Linked DNA regions of Mus musculus: region 2 is linked to region 1. A link is a loop called in an ENCODE intact Hi-C map of the cell type or tissue named here. Cell type or tissue: left cerebral cortex. All regions are shown on one strand. Links, peaks and the distances in the headings refer to the core of each region. The heading gives the core; the rest is flanking DNA. Region 1 overlaps Ccar1 (cell division cycle and apoptosis regulator 1). Region 2 holds the start of Supv3l1 (suppressor of var1, 3-like 1 (S. cerevisiae)).

The links. A loop is a pair of places that touch in the nucleus more often than their neighbours do. Peaks named below come from ENCODE experiments on the same cell type or tissue, not always from the same donor. Only the 100,000 strongest peaks of a DNase experiment are listed, where the experiment ranks them.
Region 2: a loop joins it to region 1, with 3 times the contacts of the local background. A loop is called at or near these places in 5 of 42 quality-filtered maps.

The regions. Positions count from the first base shown.
Region 1 is chr10:62,773,495-62,775,994 of GRCm38, forward strand. All of the region lies in intron 8 of Ccar1 (cell division cycle and apoptosis regulator 1), which reads right to left. Among named protein-coding and RNA genes, the nearest start is that of Snord98, 9.1 kb to the left of the region's middle. In left cerebral cortex, for the core only: no CTCF peak of the experiment used is centred there; no DNase peak of the experiment used is centred there.
Region 2 is chr10:62,437,916-62,454,319 of GRCm38, forward strand. Supv3l1 (suppressor of var1, 3-like 1 (S. cerevisiae)) reads right to left here and starts at 11,823. Exons shown (of 15, transcript NM_181423.3): 1 at 11,500-11,823; 2 at 9,781-9,858; 3 at 9,109-9,216; 4 at 7,124-7,238; 5 at 5,480-5,648; 6 at 3,220-3,331; 7 at 1,059-1,136. The coding sequence starts at 11,770. It overlaps 4930507D05Rik (RIKEN cDNA 4930507D05 gene), which reads left to right and starts at 11,245. Exons shown (of 1, transcript NR_027926.1): 1 at 11,245-13,438. In left cerebral cortex, for the core only: no CTCF peak of the experiment used is centred there; DNase peaks (open chromatin) are centred at 11,607, 11,859 and 12,149; H3K4me3 peaks cover 2,093 bases; H3K27ac peaks cover 1,645 bases.

The DNA.
Region 1 (2,500 bases), core at 1-2,500:
CAGGGTCATATAGAAGATATAGTAAAGTCTTAACTTCATCACTCTTATGCAGTAGCTTGTTTAAGGAACAAGTACACAAAGGGCTGAGCATATAGTTCAGTGGTAGAGTGCTTGTCTAGTATCCATATGGCCCTGATGCTGGTGCCCAGGACTACCATTCTCTACACTATCCTCTACCCCACTAAACTCAGCAGCAGCAATTGCAAAAATCAATTGAGTATAAAATGATCAACACCTTAAAACGTAAGAGAGCACCATGATAAGGAAAAAGGACAGGAAGAAGGAAAAAGAATCTCGTTGCCAACACTGGAGAACACGAACACAGAAACTCCCTATTCTAGAGTTAGTAAAAAAGTCTATACCCTAAAAAATAACAACAGGTATTCCTTGACAGAGGAAATGTACATAATTTTTTAACAAAATAGAATCGCCTAAAGGAAGTTGGCAAGCATGTTTTGCAAATGACCAGGTCACAGATACTCAGAGAGGTAGAGGTGTGTATATGTGTTTTTGTGTGTGTGTGTGTGTGTGTGTGTGTGTGTGTGTGTGTGTGTGAGTGAGAGAGAGAGGGGGAGGGGAGAGAGAGCGCACTTTTAAAATGTAAACTCCATTTTTATCTTAAGCAAACTGTGGGCTCAAATTCTAGCCTACAATTTGCCAACACCTGATATATACACACTAAATCAATGAGTACTATGGAATAAGATAGGCAGAGAATATTAAAATACCATTGGGGTATTATTGATTTACAGGAAGAAAAGGGATTCAGTTAAACCAGAGAAATCTATGGCTATTGATGATAATCAAATCCAGCATCAGTAACACTGGAGAACTGAAAGCATCTAACATAACAACTCAGCATAAATTACAAAGCACTGGCCATAACCAATTCTAGCCAAAGCATTTAGACTTATGCCTCAATTTCTAAGACAAAGGAACAAAGTAAAAATCACACAAAGAATCAAAACAAAACAACATTCCAAAAGAATACATAAGAGGTATTGAAGAAATTCAAAATAAATAAATATAAATTTTTAAAAATTCTGGTGTAGCAGAACATGCCCATAATCCCAGCCATTGGAGAAGTAGAGGCAGAAGGATCTAGAATTCAAAATTATGCTTGGCTACAAAGTAAATTCAAGGCCAGCCTGGGCGATATGAAACCCATCTTAAATAACAAAAGGTAGACAACAATAAAAACCATGGGGCATCATAGGGCAAGTGACATGACTCAGCAAGTGGGTGGCCTACTAGACACACAAGCTACTAGAATCTTAAAAAGGTACGAGAAAAATAAAAACTCTTCTGCAAAGTTACCCTCTGACCTACACATGTGGACTATTGGCAAATATGTCTACACTCAGTACAAACAGTACAGAGGGAGCCGGCGAGACAGCTTATGGTGGAGAGCACTGGCTGCACTTCCAGAGGTCCTGAGTTCAATTCTCAGCAACCACATGGTGGCCCATGACCATCTATAAAGGGATCTGATGCCCTCCTCTGGCATGCAAACATATATACATACATACATACATACATACATAGCACTCATTTTTTTAAAACTTAATTAACTAAAATAAATAATAACCAGGGAGCTGGGGAGATGGATTAGCAGTTAAGAGCACCACGGGCTTCCAGGACTCAATTTCAATTCCTAGCACTCATAAGGCAGCTCACATCTGTAACTCCAGTTCTAGGAGATCCAATACCTTCCTATGGCCTCTAAGGGCACTGGGTATGCACATGTTGCACAGACATAAAACAAAAATAAATCTAATGAACTTTCATATGACCCACTTATACAACTCTATGTACACACCCATGTTTATAGCTACACTACTCACAAGTCATAGGAAATAATGCTCACCAACAAACACGTAAAAATGTAGCATGTGTGTGTGTGTATGTATGTGTATGCATATATATATATATATATATATATATATATGTATGTATATATATATATACATATATATATATATATAAAATTTTATACAACCATAAAGGAAAAATGAAATCATGGTATGAGAAATAAATAACTGATCAATCAAAAATCATATGCCATTGAAAATGTGCAAAGATTAAAAACAACAAATACTGTATGGTTTTTCTCATATGCAGAAGCTCAATTTAAATGTGTGTATGTTTATATTGTATTTAACAAAAATATAAAAGATTGAGAGGAGAAAAAGGGAACTCTAGTGAAGATCGGACAATGAAATCCATGCAGGAGGACATCAGAAAGAGGGACTGAAGAATCATCTAGTGGTTGGGGGAGACCTCACAGAGGGCAGCTGGAAGAGCATGAGAATAATGTATGACACTTATGTATGCTGAGGCATACATAATTATCCATGTTATGAGTATATACTCCAAACATTAGAAAACAAAAAGAAAAACCACTCCAGGTTGCACTGGTTAGCATTCTTGTCAATTATCATCTTGGAAGAGGGGACTGCAGCGTCTCTAGCCAGGCAGTGAAGGCGCACGTCTTTAATCC
Region 2 (16,404 bases), core at 10,119-12,618, 330 kb before region 1:
TCTGAAAACACCTGCCCTACTACAGCATGCTGAATCAAAACTCATTCCAAGCTAGCTGTGGTGGGACTAACACTTTAGAGGCTGGGGCAGGGGGACCCAGAGGTCAAAGTCAGCCTGGGCTACATAGTGAATCCCTGCTTGGGGGCAGGGGGAAGAAGGAAGAAAGGAGTTGGGGAAAGGAAAAGAAAAAAAAAATCACTTCAAATATCAGGCATTAAACATTCATTCATGCCTGTGAACTTCAAGAATTCCTATTCTTGGACCCCATCCTACAAAACAATTAAAAATAAACCAAAAGTGAAAAGCTACATCCACCAATAATTCTACTACTGCGCTGTTGGTAACTGGGAGAATGTTTCAGCCCATGAAACAAGCTGCTGTAGTGCTTTTCAGTGGACAATACCCACAAGGACTCGTCTACAGAATGGACAATTCCTATGAAACAACAAAACTGCAAAGGAGAAAAACACAGAGTTCTAAGTCCTTCAAACACCACATGCACAAAAAAGCTGCCATGAACCACATGAGACGCTAGCAGTGACTGTAACTATGGCTAGACACCTTCTTTCCATTTTCCTTTTGAGGCAGAATCTTAAGGTAGCCTAGGTTGGCTCTGAACTAGCTGTGGAGTCCATGCTAATCCTCCCACCTCCTGATGGCCCTGCTTCCTCCTCCCCAGCGCTGAGACAACACTTGGAATAGTCACTCCACCATACCCTGCTTATAGGATTCTGGGAATCAGACCCAGAGCGTCATGCATGGACTGCTGGAAAGTGCTCTACCAATGAGTATGTCCCCAGCCCCAAACTTTTATTTTTACTTATTTATTTTTTGGTGCTAAGGATTAAGCCAGGGCCCTCCCATGATAGGAGAGTACCATTGGTTACATCATCAGAGATTCAAATATTTCTACTTTAGGCATTTGGTTATGTTAACTTTATAACACACAAATGGAGAACTCTTCGTTATTAAAACAACATAAGCTTATACTTGTGACTTTTCAGTGAACTTCCCTGGAGAAGAGAGGCAGCAGCTGACTGAAGCAGTAGACTACTCACCTAGCAGTGCTCTGGTCCAAGCCCATCCTCTGGCTGGGTCTCGAATCATCTGGATTTCATCTATCACTGCCACTTCATCTTAGAACAAAAAGAGTGTCCATGAGCAAAAGTCTCTTTTAAACTCGAACAGAAACTCCCCGTCTCCAGCATCACTACCAGGTCTTCCTAGGTGTGTCTTTTCTAACAGGCTTGCTCTAAGGCGTTTGTTCTAAGTAGTGACCATAAGGTAACATGGTTAGAGGTATTGGGGCTGAGTTTATTGACAGGAAAGTAAAATGAGGCCCAGACAAGTAGGGATGAACTCAAATCCCAGCCTCCTAGCTCTCAACACCACACTCCACACTCTGAGCAGTCTCCTCCAGGTTATCTCTGTAACCTCACACACCCTGCTGACTCCGACTACTAGGAACAACCTTATTACTACTCTTCAGCTTGACAGGTAACAGAGGGTACTTTTGGAGGACCTACAACTGATGGCCTCTTCTGAACTCTAAGGACACATGCATGAGCGCGCACGTGTGCACGCACACGCACACACACACACACTTTAAAATAAATCTTAGTCCTATGTGGTAGTGTACTTCTTGGATCCTGACAGTAGCCAGGCAGAGGCAGTCAGATCTCTATGAGGCTGACACCAGGCTGGTCCATATAGCAAGTGCCAGGCCAACCAAGGCTACATATTCTCAAAACTGCGCTCAGAAGCAACAAACACAGAGGACGGAAGGACTCCTCAGACCGGCTCTGCTCATGCCCAGGCCATCACCTGGGAGCAAAGCAACCCCTTGGCTTGTTTTCTAAGGCCCCAACACTCCTGTGTTATACCACTTCTGCAAGTCATATTTTTAATTCCATCTTCAAAATACCAGGGAACTGAGAACATTAAAAAAAGCTAATTTATATTTGGAAACCAGATTAAAAATTACTCATCATGTTAAGACAAATAGGCTAAAAAGCAGGAAGCAGAGAACATTTTGACTTTTGTGTGCCATTTGCATTGTAATACTATATGACTTTTAAAACACACTGAAAAACTTAAAACTATCTATTTGAAGAGTTGATTTTAAAAACAAAAGCAAGCTGTTAGTAAAACCATATGATCTTTACTATATTTAATATATTCACCTGAGTGCATACCCTACATATAAATAACAAAATCTGAATACTAACACAGAAAGTTAAGAAAATATATACCACAGGATTAATTAAAAATCATTGTTTGGGCTGGGCAGTGGTGGCGCACCCCTTTAATCCCAGCACTCAGGAGTCAGAGGCAGGCGGATTTCTGAGTTCGAGGCCAGCCTGATCTACAGAGTGAGTTCCAGGACAGCCAGAGCTACACAGAGAAACCCTGTCTCGAAAAACCAAAAAAAAAAAAAAAATCATTGTTTGGGGACAGATGGGATGGGAAAATTATAGATATTTATTTTCTTTGTTTACTTACACTTCAGTAGTTCCATAAATGAAGCCAGAAGCTCATTATATAATATAGACCTTTGTTTCCAGCACTGAGGCCTGAACCCAGGGCTTTGCACTTACAAGGCAAGTGCTCTACCACTGAGCTACATTCCCAACCCATGACAGAATGTAAACAACCTAAATATTCCTTAATAGGGGAATGAAGAATTTTTGTCATAAAAAAAGATTATGTAGCCGGGCGTGGTGGCGCACACCTTTAATCCCAGCACTCAGGAGGCAGAGGCAGGCGGATTTCTGAGTTCCAGGCCAGCCTGGACTACAGAGTGAGTTCCAGGACAGCCAAGGCTACACAGAAAAACCGTCTTGAAAAACCAAAAAAATAAAATAAATTATGTAACAGTTTATATGGATAAACCTATATGTTTAATATATATATATATATATATTAATAAGTAGACTATGTCTGACTTTTATATTTTGGAAGACAAAGTCTCACTATGTAGCCCAGCTGTCCTGGAATTCAGAGATCCACCTGCCACTGATCAACGATACGATTAAAGCACTGGGATTCTGTTTCATCCAAGACAAAGGAAAACAAGCACAGCAAGGTTTGCTGGAAAGGGGTAAGTATTTAGTCACCCATTTTCTCCTAGATTTTTCACTTTTCACCATAAAGTCCTATAACTTAAGCTTAACCATACTGAAACCCCCAATCCTAGTTTTCTGAACAGCAGATACATACAAGGAGTTGCAACATTGCACATCTCCACAGTGCAAGAGACATGGGTGGCTTGTTTCCCCTCAGGCTCCACTGTCAGCCGCTCTTCACCTGTCACCAAGTCACACGGCACACCCTGGAATGATAAAAAGAAACCCAGTCTTATCTCTGACTTAAAAATGGTAACAAAAAGCCAAGGTCTGAAAAGGATTCATTCCATTACTATCAAATGTATTCAAATAACCGAATCCACGACTCCCAATGTTTTTACTTCCACACTCCTCACACACAGCTAGCTACTCTGTTGTATACGTTAGATAAATCTGAAGAAATGTTCAATCAGAACCTTCAGCAGAGAGAGAAACTGTAGTGGTTCCTCTGTATCTTGAGCAGAGTCTCATGTAGCCCAGGCTGGCCTGAAACTAACTATATAACTAATGATGATTTGAACTCCCGATCGTCCAATTCCAAAGTTCTGGGATTATAGACATGCACCACGTGGCCCAGCCAACAGCTCTGGCTCTGGATTTGGTCAGTTTCCTTTGCAGTGGTGGGCAGTGAACCCAGGGCTTTGCTTAAGCCCGGCAAGTGCTCTATCACTGAGCTTTCTCTCGCCACATTACCATCTTTCAGTTTCTCTCTGCACATTTCAGCACTAATGGCGTTAGTTAACCCAGCGGACATGAACTGCTGCCATACTCAAGAACAACACTATGAGTGGAGCCTGAGACTAAAAGGACCCTGGTCTAACCCCCCACCCCCCAGAAGAAGCAACATCAGCGGTATGGTATACTGGGGTACTCAGTCAGGAATGCAAGGCTTTCCAGAATGAAGGCTGTTTTGTGCTCAATCTGAGAAAGTCTAGTCCACAAGTAACCTACAGTATTTAAAAAATAAAAAGGTTACAGGAGACAAAGACTGACTGAGGAATTCTGAGATTAGCATAAACTAGAAAATGGTCACAGCATGTGGGAACTTAGACGAGCTCCTAGGAGGGAAGAGGGAGGAGGTTACTTGACAAGCGACACAGGCACAAACATTTTAAGGTATTTCATACTTTACATCTGTGTATGTGTACCACAGTGGCTGAAGAGGGTGCTAGATCCCCTGGAGTGGGAGCCAGAGGCACTTTGTGAGCCACCCTACATGGGTCCTCAGATAGCGAGTACTCTTAAACAGTGGAGTTGTTTCTCTGGCCCAACAAAACTTGAATTTGAATATGAATTAAGTAGTAAATAATAGTGGACTATCAACTAAATATTCTTTCAGATAAATATGCTCTAGTTATGTTAACAAACTACAAAACAAAACAAAGCACCAGGTTTTTGTTGTGAAGAAAAACATGCACAATGTATACATAAAGAACCATGTGGGAGCCGGGCATGGTAGCGCAAGCCTTTAATCCCAGCACTCGGGAGGCAGAGGCAGAGGCAGATGCAAGTGAATTTCTGAGTTCGAGGCCAGCCTGGTCTACAAAGGCAACAGCCAGGGCCACACAGAGAAACCCTGTCTCAGCCGGGTGTGGTGACGCACGCCTTTCATCCCAGCACTTGGGAGGCAGAGGCATGCAGATTTATGAGTTCGAGGCCAGCCTGGTCTACAGAGTGAGTTCCAGGACAGCCAGGTTTATACAGAGAAACCCTGTCTTGAAAAGCCAAAAACAAACAAACAAACAAACAAAAAAAGAATTATGTGAGGCTGGGAAGATCGCTCAGTGATTAAGAGCACTGATTGTTCTTCCAGAGGTCCTGAGTTCAATTTCCAGTCACCACATGGTGGCTAACAACCATCTGTAATGGGATCCGATGCCCTCTTCTGGTGTTTCTGAAGACAGCTACAGTATACTCATATACAAAAAATAAGTAAATCTTAAAAAAAAAGACAGAAATGAAACATATGAGCTTTTGACAGCAGGCATCATATGATCTTCTGCAATTCTCTCTACAGAAAATATTCAGTAATACTTTATTTCATTCTCTGAACTAGGTCTTGTTTTCACCCCTGATGATCTTATTATGTTTTCTGAGACAGTAGCCCAGGCCTGCCTCCATGTTCCATGTGCTAGGATCCCAGGTCTTTTGTCACATTTCCTCTGAGCTAAGGATCCAGCAGGCATGTCAGTGCCATCACCTCTCTCTCTCACCTGCCAGCTCTCCGGTGCACAGAAACAGGCATTTCTGCCAACAGTGAGGGACTGTGCATTCCTTCCCCACAGAGTGTGCGCCTTCACCCCAAGAGAGAGAAGTTACTGGGGAAATGAGTGAATACCCTGTAGAGTACTGACAGCAGCATTGCTCTTCTCAAAGATCTCGTGCGCCAGCAGTTTTAGAGGACCGCAGTACACGCCAGAGGTCGCTGACAGGTATCTCTGGATGGCATGGTAAGTCTTCCCACTGTTGGTAGGGCCTGAGTGGAATATTATCTTCCGCTGTCTCGCTCTGGCTTCTGGGTACCTAAAATATGAGCAGATAAAGTGCTTAATTCTATTAGCCCTATAATCCATTCTAGCAGACAGTGTTTGAAAAACTCAATGAAGGCTGTATAACCCACCTTAAAAATAACAAGACTTCCAAGAGCAGCATTTACTGGAGGACAGGAACCTCAAATGCAAGTAAATGCTTTGGGTATCTCCTGTGTTCCCGGATTTAAGCTGCCACTGGTCCCACAGCTATGTTTCCATCACTCCCACAACTCTGAACCCAAAGACCCCAAAGCAAATACCCCCAGGCTTTGTCATTTCAGTATCAATAAATAAATACAGCCACCGAACCTCTGCTTCTGGCCACTCGGGCTGACTGGTGAGATGTACCCTATCACCATATGTAAACTCAAAACTGGGCAAAATATTGCAGCAACTGTTTGGGAAAGAAACAACAGGCAGTGAGGACTAACTCCCGCAGGAAGGGAGTAATGGAGATGGTCCTTATTGCATCCCACAGGACACAGGGAGGTGGCAACTGAGCCAAGAGCAACCGCTGCCCTAACAGGCAGCAGGTCAGCTGTAGAGCTGCCTTTAGCAGCTGAATTTAATTTTCTTTTCAAGACAGGGTTTCATGTGCCCTGCATTGGCCTCTAACTTGCCAGATAGTCAAGAATGACTCTTTTTTCGTTCTTTTTTCTTTCTTCTTTAGTTTGTTGCTGCTGTTGTTGTTGTTTTGTTTTTTGAGACATGGTCTCTCTATGTAGCCCTGGCTGTCTTGGAACTCTCTATGTAGACCAGGCTGGCCTTGAACTCATAGAAATCCTCCTTCTTCTGTCTCCTGAATGTGGGGACTAACAGCACCTCCACAAACAGCACCTTTGAATTCTTAACCATCCATCTGGCTCTACATCCCATATGGTGTCATGCTGTACTAGGGATCAAGTCCCTGTTAGAAACTGCTCTACCAACTGAACACAATCTCCAATCTGGATTGAGGCAGCTGGAACTTAAATGGCCAAATGTGAAAGAGCAGAGATGATGAAGAAAGTGGAGTCCTCAAGTCACCATGTGTGGTGTGTCAGGGTGGTGGTTCTGTGGCGTTTTGGCTAAGGGTTGGGCTAGACCTACATAAGGTTAGAACTGGTAAGGTCTAGAGAACAGCTCCCAGGATTTGGGCAGAGTATGTCAAAGATACCACAGTGCTAGCCATGGGGAAAGAACGATTGACATCCAGGCAGTCAGCTAACGACGCATCAGAACTTAGGACAACCTTGAAAAAGAGCTCCATCAGAAATCCACCCCAAGAAAACCTCAGCCTACGTTCCAACAGGAGGAAAGGAACACACCAGTAACATGTCTGAGAGAACCAATTCCTCGGTTATTGTGTTTTGTCTTTGGGGCAAACAAAATTTAAACTCTATGATTTGTTATCTAGTATAAAATAAAAGCATCAACATTAGTTTCCCCAAATTAGAAAACTCGGAGTCAGTAAATAAAAGAACTAACCAGTTGGGTGGTATCCTCAAGTCACTGATTTTACGTAGATCATCCTTGCATTCCAATACAGGAAATATTTGTTTGGCATGTCTCAAGAAAAATGGAAATAAATCGTCCACATGAGCTGTAAGATAGCATCATACATTAGCACGCTCACTCAGTAAGATACTCATAACTAAACCTCCATCTTGCAGTCCTGCCAGCACAGAAACCCCTGTACCATGGAAACCATTTCTTCTCAGTGGGTACTGCCTGGACTGTAGAGCAAAGCCTGGAGCAAGAGGCCCCCTCCTGTCCCCTTCCCTAGGACCCCACACTCTATTCCTTCCTTCTCCAAACCTCTCAGGTCTGGCAAAACAAAACACTAGCTGCCACCCATCAGGCTCTAAGCTCTTCAGTGTGAATATGCAAAGGTTAGCACTGCAGGAGATAAACACACACAGCCTGGACATTAGAGGGACAGGAACTTCTTTTTGTGAAATGTTTTGGACAGTGTTGCTGTTGGGGCTGGAACCCAGGAGTTAATACAGACTAAGCCCAGGATCAAACCCTGAGCTACCCCACTCCAACTCAGTAACTTTTTTTTTTTTTTTAATGTCAAAGACCACAGAGAAGCAACTAAGTTTTCTGCACACCTGCAGTGGCTCTGAGAGAAAAGTAGCATATGTCTCACTTGGCTATTTATCAGGTTCTCCTTCAGTGTCTGTTACAAGCTAAAGATCTAAGTGTCAAACACATTTAACACTATAATTAAGGTACCAGGACACCCATGGAAACCAAACAATAAGCTTCCTACTTTGTTTCTGTGTTGAGACAGGGCCACTCTATAACCCAGGCTGGCCTGGAATTCAAAGAAATCCTGCCTCAGCCTCCAAAGGGATGGGACAAAGTGGGCCACCATGCCTACTGCTTTGTTTTTCTTTCAGGACAGAACTTTTACAAAGGAGAGAGAATCCAATAGTAGAAACAGATGAAAGGTGCCGTGTGCTAATTCTATTCCATTCATGCTGCTCTCTATGCTAACAGAGCAGAGGATGATGATCAAAGACAGCCTATGTCGGACTTACTAACTGATGCAGGGATTCGATGGACAGGCACAGTGACTTAGTTATAGAGTACAATGCCAGGACCTATTCTAAAACAAGGAAGCTCTGCTAGCTACAGAAATAAATGAGAAGTAACAAAAAGCACCCCCACTAATATTCCTAAAATTCTCAGGGCTTGAGAGGTGGCTCAGAGAACATGAATGTTCCCCGTGCAAGCATGAGGACCTGAGTTCAATCCCAGCACACACCTAAAAAGCTGGGTGAGGCTGCCAAGCACATCTTTAACCCCAGCTTTGGAAGGGGAAGGGGCAGGGAGACAGGAGGATTTTGGAGGCTTGCTGGCCACCAGACCAACTCCAGGGTTAGTGAGAGTCAGTGGTGGAGCAGGACCCTGCTGTCTTCCTCTTATTTCTGCATGTGCACCCAAAGGAACACACAGGCACACATAAAACACACACACACACAATCATTTCTTTAAAAAATCTTCACAGTGGGCTGGAGAGATGGTCCAGTGTTCAAGGTTGCTTTTCCAGAGAACCCAGGTTTGGTTCCCAGCACCCACAAGGCAACTTACGACCATCCGTAACTCAGGTTCCAGGGGGTCTGACTCCTTCCTCTGGCCTCTGCAGGCATTTCATGCATGTAGTGCAAACAGAACACCCATACACATAAAATAAAAATAATTAAAAAAAAATCCTCTCAGCAGGCCAATGACATGGCTCAGCAAGGGAAGGGAGTGTCATACAGTCCCTGAAACCTACAACTGGAAGGAGAACAGACGCCCTAAAGTTGTCCTCTGACCTCCAAATGAGTGTCACGGCATACACGCATACTCCTCTTCTCTTCTCCTCCACCTCTTCTTCCTTCTCCTCCCCTCAACTCTATCATCCTCCCTCCGGCTCTCACACACACAAAATAAATGTTTTTAAAAGCTCTCTAAGCACTTGCCTGCACTGAAGCAGATATCATTCAGGACAATGTGAATGTCCACGTCCAGAGAATGGGATTGCATAATGTAATTCCTGAAGCTTATGAAAGCCTGGTGGAAGAGACGAGCTGTGGAAAACATAAAACCAAAGCATACAAGGCTTAGTCTTTACTTAGCTCTCACTGTCAAGTATACAAATGCCACAGCAAACCCCAGCCCCTATCAGCGTTTTGGTAGCACAGCTGGCTTTTCACAAGCTGAGCTAAAACTGAAACTACACAGGACAGACACTAAGGCAGGCTGAACACGCACTCCTGTACTGTGGAGTCTGGCTGGCAAGCTGGGCTTGTGAGTCCCCCAGAAGACAAGGAGAGGGACTTTTCTTCAGACTATAATACACATAACAAAGTACAATGCAAAATGTGACAGTTCTATGAAGATGTTACTGGCAGAGATGCAGAGAGAACTCTGTGGTTAAGAACAGTGGCTGCTCTTCCATGGAAACCAAGCTTGATTCTCAGCATCCGAATGGTGGCTCACAGGCATCTCTAACTCCAATTCCAGAGCATCTAATACTCTCTGTCATGGGCACTGCACAAAAGTAGCTATGGACATACATGTAGGAAAAATACTCACACACATAAATTGATAAAAACTGTTCAAAATAACTCTCAAAAAATTGTCAGCCTTACCATCAAGTCCATAGTCAGCACTCAGCTTTTGAATTTCTTGCCTCTTATAAAACTTGTCTAAGATCTTCTTTACTTCATCTAAAAAAGAAATATAAGTTTTTTTAAAGATTTATTTATTTATTTATTTTATGCATGAGTACACCACCATTGGTCTCTTTAGATACACCAGACCCCATTACAGATGGTTGTGAGCCACCATGTGGTTGCTGGGAATTGAATTCAGGACCTGAAGAGTAGTGAGTGCTCTTGTAAGCCATCTCTCCAGACCCTATAAAAGATTTTTTTTTAACAATTGTTTACCAATTTAGACAAATCTACAACAAAAGGAATTTGAAGTCATAATACTAAAGGCCGGGGCCTCAGGAATGCTTTGAGAGTGTGAAGCTTTGGGCTACTGTGCAATGGAGTAAGAAAAATGACAAGAGTACAGCAATGCACCATCCCTGACAGACCACAGACACACAAGGAGAGAGCCAGTCCCCCTCCCCCCACCCCCACAGAGTCACCATCAAACCTCCCCTTGTGCCCAAAGCTCTTCTTGAGTAACCAAGAAAAGGCAAGTCCTGCTATGAGAGGCAGATGTAATTCACTACTAAGAGCAGTGTTAGCAACGGTAGCCTGTGCAGTAATTAATGACAATCCCCAGTCTGAGAACAGCTCGAGCTTATCTTGAGGAGGGAAAAAGTAGAGGGAAAGGAAGGGGAAGAGGAGGAGTACTACCTTGTTAGTTGATTTCACAGTACTGGGAAATGACCCCACGGCACTGCGTGCTTGGCAAGGCATATATCCCAGGGTTATATCTTCAAGCACATTAAAAAAGAACACTCTGCTGCCTGGAGGTGCAGGTAGCCCAGGCCTTTGATCCAGGGACTCGGCAGGCAGACACAGGCCTATCTCTGTGAGTCTGAGGCCAGCCTGGTCTACAGAGCACATTCCAGGACAGCCAAAGCCACACAGAGAAACCTTGTTTAATTTTTTTATTTTGAAATAGGACCTCTCTTAAGTTTTCCAAGCCTGTTTTGAACTCATTCTGTAGCCCAGGCTGGTATTGAACTTGCCATCCTCTGCCTCTGACTCCCAACATGAAGCCTATATTTTAAAGTCACAATAGGAAGCATCAATATTGCTTGTTGAAGAGCCAGGAAGACAGCTTGTGCCTAAAAGAAATGTGGTTTTCTTTCAGTCTCTAAGAATGTCATTTGGTGAAAAGAAACCTTTCACCCTCCCATTGTCAAGCTCACCCAAATGCAGGTAGGACAAAACTCACTTCAACCCAGTGATGCTAAAGGTTTTTTTTTTATTCATCTCTGGAACCTGGGACGATACTACTTTTTGGCAAAGACAGTTTTATCAACTTTTATCTTGTATTTAAATTCAGGTCTGTCTCGTGGGAGAGTAAATTTATTGAGAAATCCGGATCTGAGACCCGTTGTCTTGGCAACCAGATGGAATTTTAACATCGTTAGACATCCACATCAGGTCAATGGCAAGTCCTCACTGTTTAATCCCTCCATGAGGACTCTAGGAGCACAAGCGGCGCACCACTTAGGGACAAAACTCTTAACCTCCTCGACCGAAGAGAACGGTCAATGTCAACTACAGAAGAGACTAAATATGACTTAGGCTCGGGTGCTAAGGGCTCCAAAAAGGAACAGACATTGCACTATGTAGGCCCAGGCTGCAGACCCTGCCGCTCTGCCGGGAGGCTCCAGCACTCACTCTTGTCTAGAGGCCGAGTGAGCTCCGCGCCCACGTCGCCATCGGCGCTGGGACCCTGAGGCTTCACCGTCAGCGGCACGAACAAGGACGTGTTCGGGGCTTTGGAGCCACCAGAGGCAGAGGAGGAGGCGGCCAAGCAGGGAACGCGTCCTGAAGCCCCCGGGAACGACCCCACGAGAGCGCGAAGGGCGGAGCAAGGGGCCGCCCGGGGCCCAGCCCCGCGCCCCGCCGGGAGCCGAGCCCACAGCAAGGTACACCGAGGCAAGGACATTGAGGCCGCGGCTCGAATGGAGCCGGGGAAAATCCGGACCACTGGCGCCGCTCGGTGACGTAGCTCCGGCGCCCGCGGAGCGAAAGGACCCAGAGAGACACAGGGCTGCCCCCGCGTGCGCCTGAAGGAAAAGGAGATGGAAGGGTTGGGAGCGCGCCTCTTCGTGGGAGCACGACCTCTGTACGTTACAGTGGCAGAAACGAGCTCCCATCCTCTCACTCTTTCTGCGGCAATTGGCAGCGTCTTTCTCGAAAGAAGGGAAAGTAATCAGGCATCTTAAGGGATGTTACAGATGCGCGGAAGGGAACCGTACAAGCGTCGTCATGTGACCAAACTGTCTATCCTGCATCATGTGGCTTCAAACGCTAAAGTGCATTTCCAAGAAGATTGGTGCATTAATATCCGTAGTTTCCTGATAGGATAACGTTAGAGGACGTAGCTTGATCTGCTACAGATCAAGACGGGTTGCAGAGAAATCCGGTTGTACGATAACTGGCGCTTACGTGACACGTGTGTCAATACACGTGCTTCTCTCCTTGGTGCTAGGGCTCCATGTAGGGGCCATGAGCAAGCTAGGCATGTGCTCCACCATGAGCTGCAGAATTCAGTTAACGTGAGCAGTTTGTACTCCTCGCATCTCGAAAGTTATAACCACAAAGTATGCTCTGTGTACCTGGTTAAAGTTTGATCTTACTCCTATCTACTACAGCACTCGGTCCCACCCGAGTTGTAAGGAAAGAGGTGCCTCTGTTCGTTCCGTCTGGGCGTGACCATTCAGTTCTTGGCCGGCCAAACACTAGGAGGGAAGCCATGTGTGGCGACGTTCCCTCAGTCCTCTGCCGAGAGGTCCCCAACACCATCTAGTTTCTGAGTTCAGGAGCCGTTCGGTTTTTAGAAAATTGGACCCAGTAACAACTTCGTTCGTTCGGTGTCTGGTGGTCCTCATTCCAACCCGCGCCATCGGTCAATCCTCTGTCTCTATCCCTTCTTGACAAGTTTTCTGATTTCAGAAAATGAGTTGCGGGATATGGCTTCGGAGTCAAAGCTCTAAAACCATCTGGTGCTAAGTCAAAACCCTCAAAGTTCGGACCCTGAACTCGAATGGCCTTCCTTCTCTGAAATTGATCGAGGGTCTTTCGATCTCAACTGCACTTATTCTATCCGCAGAGTCTGCAGTAATAATATGGGTAGGCCTCCTTGAGAACCCTCCTTGGTGAGAGGCTCATGGGTTTGGTTCATTTGGCAAACGAACAAGGTCAGGTTTATTGGTGCAGCTCTTGGACCAAGGACCCATGATGGACGATTCTTAAGAGTCCTGAGCAAGGGGAAAGGTTGTGTGTCAGACAAGAGCTGGCTTTTTTTTCCCCATGTAAGGTCATGACTCAAGTGCCTGGTGATCATTCAGGAGAAGGGCTGTGGCTACCTGGAACTCGGTTTCGGCACCATCGGTGGGGGTGGGGCTGTAGCGAGCTGGAGCCTAACACCTGGGTTAAGACTTTGTCCTTGGGCTGGAGAGATGATGGTTCCGTGGTTAAGAGCACTAGCTGCTCTTGTAGAGACTTGGGCTCCCAACTGTCTGTATCTTCTGTACCCCCTCACACAGACATGCAGTCAAAGCACCAATGTATATAAAATTTAAAAATTAAATTAAAAAAAATGTTGAGCTGGAGTGTTGGCTCAGTGTGTTAAGAGCACTTGTTGAAAGAACGCAGGTTTGATTCCCACATGGAGGCTCACCACATCCTCAAGTTCCCGCACCTGTAGTGCAGGCACACATGAAGACAAAACACTCATACACATAAAATAATCTAAAAGTAAAAAATAAAAAACAAAAATTGTCAGCCCCTAGTCCCGAGATAAAGTCCACCCGCCTTCAGCTCCTCAGACTCCACTACCTGTTTTTGTAACCAGGCTCCATTTACCTCATCCACTAGAACCCTGATGAAGCAGTCACGCCCATATTCCAGTACTCAGATTCTACCTTCAAGTTCATCATCCAGGCCTCCAGCTAGGACAGCGCATCCATCCTAAACCCTCTGCTTCTCATTAGACCACCCCAAGTCTGCTTCCAGACTCACTACAGGGAAGAACCCTCCCCAGACCTTTTCTTGCCTGTCCCTCCACAAAGTTGTTCCTTCTTTGCAGATAAAGCGTTGAATGTGCAAGGGAGGGGAGCAGAGGCCAAGGTGAACAGCGATGATCTTTGTTAATGCTCAACCATCAACCTTTACAAATGAAAACCTCAGAACCTTTCTGTTGTGTCTGGCCAGTAGATCACAAACTGGGTTCTAGCCTGGAAAGGCATTTTGGAAACCTGGAAGAGAAGAGGGGCTGGGCTGCGCGAGATAAGGAAGGAACCAAGACAAAGCTCTCTGCTCAAGATTCAATTTTTACTATTTCGGCACTCAGTTATAAAGCAGGGGAAGGGGGCCCAATTCCCGCCAAATAATCTCGGGGTCCAGTAGCAGGGTGATCACGTGTGTGGCTCCAAACAGCAAAGCCGCACGTTCCAGCAGTGAGCGTGGCAGAACGATTGAGCGGGAAGCTCCACCCCTGAGCAAGCAGGTTTCAGGCTGGGGGAGGGGAGACTACACCTTTCTTTTCTTACTTTCTCTTCTTTTTGTTTAGGTTTTCTGTTGTTTTGTTTTGTTTTTTGAGACAGGGTTTCACTTTTGTAGCCCTGGCTGTCCTGGAACTCACTTTGTAGATCAGGCTGGCTTCAAACTCACAAAGATCCCATCTGCCTCTGCCTCCCAAGTGCTAGGATTAAAGGCATGCATCACCACATCTTGGTGAACTCGTTTTCTGAAGACTCTCAGGATCTGATAAATCACCTTAGTTCTGATAGGTTATTTCTCTGCCGGTGAAATGAGCCAAATCAATCCAGATTATAGTAAAGGCAGGTTTATTGGAAAGCTGTTCTTTGGCGATTTCACTGTCCACAGGGACTAAGGCCAGGGAGTCACCATTGAGGGGTGGATAGAGAAAGGGCTTTCAGAGAGTGGGTGAAGGGGAGGAGAAGTATACAGAGTTCTCTTGTTGTCTGTCTCAAGGATAGGAGAGCTGGTCTTTGACTTAGTGACAACCAGAAGGCAACCTGGGGTATATCACATTGCTTTTCAGGGAGCAACCCATTACCCTCCTCACCTGTTACATGAGCAGTATTAATCCCTTCCCTGGGATAATACTGACAGTTCCAGTAAGTTTTATCCTCTGTCTTTTGTCTATAAGCCTACTCTCCCTCCTTTCTTCCTAGAACAAGAGTTCTCCAGCCATATAAGCACGTACATTCCTGGGCCTATCTCCTCCTCCCTGTGCTCAACTCAAAGAGGCTCGTTTTCAGTATTGCCTTCTCCAGTCTGGTCCCTTTGACCCTTTGATTCCCAGAGTTAGGTAAACTTTTCTCCATAATGGGGACCAACTATTCCAACCAAGTCTCCCCTATGATGCAGTATTAAATCTCCCCACAGTTTTAGAGAAAATTACAGTGTTACCCTCATTAAGGAAAAACTGTTTTTGTGAGGTCAGTTGGCCTTCATGTAAAGTAAGCTGGCCAGCAGCAGGCTCCCTGGACCCCACCACTGCCCAAGCCATCTGGCTAAAGGTCAGAGGGACCCCAGAACACCTCAATCTGTTTCTTTATATTGACCATTGGCTAACCATTGTACAAAATCCCCATGCCTGGCTCAGAATCTGTGCCCTCCAACACTCTCCCACTCTCCTAGTCTGGAGTGTACACCCCCCCCCCCCCTTTGGAACCCTTTGTTAGTTCACCCCCCTTGGAAACAAGACTCTCCCTCTGCCTTACAATTCTCACCCTACTCCAGGCTCCCCCACCCCTCCCCAATTAACTCTACATCCCTCCTCTTCCTCTTTTCTTTCTCTTTGTCCACCTTCCCCAATGTTGAACTTAAAAAAAATGAGATCAAAAAAAAAAAAAAAAAAAGAAGAAGAAGAAGCCAAGTGATGGTAGTATATACCTTTGACTCAAGAGTATGTCTCAAGTTTCAGGCCAACCTGGTCTACAAAGAGTTCTAGACAACCCGAGTCTAAATGCTGAGACCATGTCTCAAACAAAATAAAACAAAACAAAAACTCCAACCAAGAAAACAAACAAAAAACTGAGGTTCCCAGGACAACCTTACTAGAATTTGAGTGGAGCAAGGTGTATGGAATTGGACATAACTAGGGTGAAGATGTATTCTGCAATGTAGAATCTGGCCATGATGTAAGAAGCCAAGTACTAAGATTTTCAGAACATCCAAGTATTTAAAAATAGAAAGGTACCTGTTTTCCTCACTATGCATAAGGGTGAAAAACTTTAAATCTGTAAAGTCTCTGCAGAGGTATATGCCACTGGAGGATGCTTTCATAAATGATCAGCAGTTAACCCGACATAAACAAACCAGGAGGTAGAGGGGCGGATTAGAGTTAGCCTCTGTTGACAGAGTGCTTGCTCAGCATGCTGCTTAAGATGCTCAAAGCCTTGGGTCATGAAGTCTAAGCACCATGTAAACCAGGCATGGTGGTGCAAGCCTATAATACCAACACAGGGCGGCAGAGACAGAGGACCACAAGTTACAGATCATCTTGGTGTGTAAGTTCAAAGCTAGCCTGGACTACAAAACCCTATT